2 separate regions of the Homo sapiens genome follow, and region 1 is linked to region 2. The links are chromatin loops, found by intact Hi-C in ENCODE. Cell type or tissue: PC-9. All regions are shown on one strand.

Region 1 (2,500 bases), 1.0 Mb before region 2:
CTGTTATATTACTATTCTAAAAAATAATTTATTTTTTTAATCGATAATGTTTTTATTCTTATTTCTTCAAAGTGGGAGTTTTACTAGTCAATGGACAATGGCTAAAGAGTGCTGCACATGAATCAAAAGAATGAGTGAACAAGAGTGTATAATCTATATGACATTTGAAACACAGAATAAGTTAACAATGACAGAACTGTTGTTCTCATACAGGACACAGGATGAAGGAAAATTAGTTAATTACAGTTAATATGCACTCAACATTGACGGAATGATGCTAAGAGAAAGAGATAGGACATATCAAATAAAAATTTAAAAGTTTTCATAAATATTAACATGGCAAGATTAAGAAGTTAGTTATGTTATGTACCAGGTAATCAGAAGCCTCATTAGTCACTGAACTCTCCAATCATATATATATATATATAATATCAATCATATATACAGTAAGAGGAGATTCCTGTTTAAATAGATGGCTGGATTTAACGGAATAAATAAATAAAGGATTCTGTTGAAACACAGCATTTATTAACTCATTTAAAAAATTAAATGTGAGTCCCAGCTCATATTTTGAAGGCATCAGAATGGTTTGAGAGCAGAGGTGGGGTAAGCACAGGGCAGTGATTTGGGATTGTAGAATAGAGAGATGGATTGTTTAATGATTGAAAAAATCCCATTATGAGTTGAGTGAAATAATAAATGACATTAAAGTTATATATTTGCAGATTCTCAAGTATTCTAAAGATATTAGAAAAAAACCCTACATAATCCCAATTTTATGTATGTTGAATAAACATCAGCACTGATTCTTCAGGAAGAATATTGGGCAAAATAATATAAAATAAAAATATCTCTATAATAAAAGAATTAATTTGGTAAATTGTGAGAAAGCAAAAGGGATGATATACCTTGGTTTTAAAATGAGGCTTTTGCTCTTGTTCCTTAATAAATAATCATAGGCTGATAAAACAGAATATTGAAAAGAGCTGTGCCTACATCACTGTGAAATGATAATTTAAATATTAAACAATTTAAAAGAAACTCTTTTCTTCTCTTCAGAGAAATAGAAGAAAATGCTATTTTCACTGGCCATAAGGATGCATCTGTCTTTCATGATTAGTAGTGACTTGTAGAAACAGATGAGACAATGCTTAGGTTCCTAAAGGTCACTAATTATTTTGACTATCATTCACTTTTGCATGAGAAATACATTTTGAGAAAAACATTTAAAATAGGATTAAGTTATTAATTTAAAAACTCAGAAATTTGAAACAACACAAATGTAGAGAGCAGCTTGAAAAAGTATGGCATGGGAATTTTACGGCTGGGCCACCAGATGGAGGTGTCTGACTCATATTGAGACATAGCTCAGCTGAAACCTAAGACAAACTGCACTTCTAAAAGGAAACACACAGTCTTCTAGATCTCCTTAAATTTACTTAAACTAAAATACTAAAGTGAGTCGTACATCAATTTCTTTAACATTCTCACCATAAATATTATAACAGAGATCTGATTTTCATTATTTAAGTAGCTAGAAACTCTTAATTTAATATAGAAAGAATTTAGTCTACTTAATTTTTATTGTTTTGGGATTCTATAACATTTCACTACTGTGTTTTAGAATCCTATCCTTCTAAAATCCAATGAGGAAATTTTCAACAGAGAGCAATTAGAAGTCAGGATTTAACTTTAAATTTCTTTAACATCAAACTACAATTGAGGATGACAGAATCAGAAAATTATGAGTAATAAGTGAAAATTATCATGATACATTTTAGTATTAAAATGAGTACAAACTGTCTTTCCTTCAGTAGAATCTTACTCATCCAACGTCAAAAAATTTTAATACAAATATAAAAAGGTCAAAGACTACATTTTAAATGGTAATTCTAGGTTAATTTTCTTGGGAAAAAACTTAAAAAATCAAAATGGATTGTCAAAAAGAGAGAGGAACACTAAAAATGTTCACTATGGTACCTTTCAGGCGTTATTCAGTTTATATAGTCCAGGTTTAAGACTAAGTTAATGCGATTCATTGTTTTTGCCAACCAATTATATTCCACAATTATGTGGTAATACCACAAAACTATTTTTTAGTTTCACAAAATTTTATCAGGCAATGAACTTCAACATTCTAGCTAGAAAAAAAGAATGGATGAGGTTAACTGTCTTCTGAACCTAAAACTCAAAATGAATGCAGTGCGCTCACCAAATAATTAATGCTAAATTATGCGGCTGATAGAGCTCTCATCTGTTTAATCTCTGTTTCCCTGATTAGCATGACAGAATAGGCTGTTTAGTGATCACCATTATGCCCTTCCAGTTCCTACTTTCTAGGAGAAAGTGTGGTGTGATATTAAGAATATGGTCCCAGGGGTTACACCTGGGTTTGAAGCTGACTGTGCCTAGTCAGGGAGTTTAACTCTGACACCCTACCTCTTCCCTGATTTTTTATTTTGCAGGGTGAAGATAAACTCCATGGGTAATTCTGAAGATT
Region 2 (2,500 bases):
AAAATCATTCTATCACTTCGATCAAGGCAGACAAAATTAAAAAGTCAAAAAGATTATAGTTTATTGATTTCCTTAGGCTATGTAAAAATAAATGTGGTCCTGTATTTTTCTTACCATGAAACAAAATATTGAACTCTGCCCTTGAGGCATACTACCATACTTCAAATGCTGATCTTATCATTGCTTGCAAGTCAAACAGAGTTGGACTTTAAAAGGAGGAAAGGAAAACCCTGGAGCCACTAAGAAGCATCAAGGGTCAAGCTGTTAGTCTGGTTCTGCTCAGAATTTACCCAGGGTCACAATGCCTGGATAAGGCCACTTTGCTTCCAGATGACATTTTTCAATACAAACACACAACCAGAATTTGAAATTTACTATAAAAAGAGCCATATTCTGAAATTGGTTTTCTAGTTTACTTGGCATCTTATTTGTTTTAATTTGGAACAGGAAATAGCAGAATTTCCCCCCATGTTCCGCATTTTGAATTCTGTATGCGATAATAAATAATCATATAAATTATAAAATAATAATGACAAAGCAAATAGGAAATTGGTAAAGAGTTAGATGGGGGATTTTCTAATGTATTTAAAGTAAGGGCCACATCCCTTCTATGCTCCTGGATGCCCATTTTGTAATAAATTGTGAAATGTATCCATCAGTTTCTAAGTTGTAGTTAAAAGCTCCTCAAACAATGCACAGCACACAGAATAATCTTAATTAATATTTAATTAACTAAATGTTACTTGTTTGCGTGCTTGCACACTTGCTTGGATGAGTGACTCCTTTAAATTGATCTCTTGCTTCTTTTTGAAAGATTTTAGAACTTCCTGTCTATGATTCCTGGAAACGGACACCACTCAGTAGGTTTCATGGAAAGGAATCTGGCATCTCCCAGCCATACTTATGTACAGAGTTTGTGCTGCAGCCTGGAAAATAGCTGTAACTGTGTCAAGCAAGGATCAAAATCCTGGTCTGGAGGAGCTCAAGCTGAAAACACAAAGGCTTAAAAGGATAGGCACTTCTTACTGAAATTACTCCCATAGGCACCTTCTAGCTTCAATTTAGACTGAAATGTAAAAAGACATTAACAATTTCTTATATTTCCCTCTTTTCCAAATTCAAAATCCCTTGGAGCAGGAAAAGGGCAATTATGGCTAATTATGACTATTACTCCAATTCTATGCTCCTGTTAGCAATCAGATTTGCATTACTGGAGAAAAAAAATATTATCCTAAATAAAACATTCTGACTATGATTGCTTAGGAGCCAATCCGAAAATGATTAAGTTTAAATTACAAGGGATCTTTTTTGAGGGGGGGAGGAGAGTTGATAAAAAAACCTTTTAGAAAGGGAATCTACACACTACTAAAACCAAACAAACACAAGGGGGCAGGAAGAGCTCAAGCTCTGACTTCAAAACCTGTTGGCTGAAATGAGAGCTAAACTATTTTAGTGTGCCCTCCGGATATTTATCAATTTTCGTGGCATGCAAAGAAATGTGATGCTGACAAGTAGATTTAGTTTGTGCTTGGTCTAATTACTGCGAAGAGAACAGGAACGTCTCTAATGACAGCTACCCTAACAGAGTCGGATTTGGGAGCGCCTGGGGCCACATTCCCTAGAATTTATTCTTTGGTGCAAGACTAGCAATTCTGATCAGACTGCATTTCTCACGCATTCCAAATGCCCTTTTTCCCTTTTACTCTGTGAACCTCGGTTGCAAAGGAGGGGCTTGTTAAAAACTCACCAATCGGAGGACTGTGCCCATTGTAATTCACGAGGAGAAGGCAGCGTCTGGGCGCGCCGAAGGGGGCTGGGCTGGAGTGCAACCTGCTCTAGCTATGGCTTTTAATTCCAGCTGTCCTTTTGCAAATATGCCCCAGAATTTCTTCTCAAACGCTCTGGGTTTCGCTTCAAACTCAAAAAGCATTGCGTCTAACTTTCCCCTGGGTTTGCAAGTTTCCTTGGGAAATGGCCATGCCCTGCGCGGGATTTCATTGACTAGGGCGGAGGGGTGGGGGTGGCTAAAATGGGTAACCCTCGGTCGCCGGCAGATGAAGTGAACCCAGCACAGCAGTGTGTTCCGGCTCCTCTGCAGGAGTACCAGATCTATTAATAGCAGCCCAGAGAGTAGCGCAAGCAGGGGTGGGCAACTCCTGGCCACTTCTTCCCTCACTTCCAGGACAACCTGTTGCGCCTCTATCTCCTCCCCTCCCCGCAGTTTCCCCGCCTTGGCCTCTAAGAGCTGATTGGCAGAAATTACTACCCAACCCTCAGCTCCGCACCTCCTCCCCCGACCAACGATTGGCCACCTGGGAGGACTGGAGTAAGGGGTGCGAGCGGAGGGATTTCCCTCAAAGCCCAGGGTCCGGGGACCTGGAAAGTAGAAGTGGAGGGATTCAATTCTCCGCGCGATTGAGGCGCTAGCGGCGGAGCTGGACGGCCTGGGAAGGCTTCGGCTCCTCGGCTGCGGCTCCAGCCCGGACGGCGCCGCGCAACT

What was found. Hi-C counts contacts between places; a loop is a spot of excess contacts. Peaks named below come from ENCODE experiments on the same cell type or tissue, not always from the same donor. Only the 100,000 strongest peaks of a DNase experiment are listed, where the experiment ranks them.
Region 1: it touches region 2 in a loop (5-fold over the local background); 2 of 110 quality-filtered maps call a loop at or near these places.

What each region holds. Positions count from the first base shown.
Region 1 is chr13:37,639,334-37,641,833 of GRCh38, forward strand. The region is part of intron 8 of TRPC4 (transient receptor potential cation channel subfamily C member 4); the gene reads right to left. Among named protein-coding and RNA genes, the nearest start is that of POSTN, 42 kb to the left of the region's middle. In PC-9, a CTCF peak has its summit at 1,318 (motif pointing right); no DNase peak of the experiment used is centred here.
Region 2 is chr13:38,684,692-38,687,191 of GRCh38, forward strand. It overlaps FREM2 (FRAS1 related extracellular matrix 2), which reads left to right and starts at 2,386. Exons shown (of 24, transcript NM_207361.6): 1 at 2,386-2,500. LINC00437 (long intergenic non-protein coding RNA 437) reads right to left here and starts at 1,984. Exons shown (of 3, transcript NR_126377.1): 1 at 1,748-1,984. In PC-9, CTCF peaks have their summits at 1,333 and 1,534; DNase peaks (open chromatin) are centred at 240, 1,590 and 2,240; H3K4me3 peaks cover 1,562 bases; H3K27ac peaks cover 282 bases.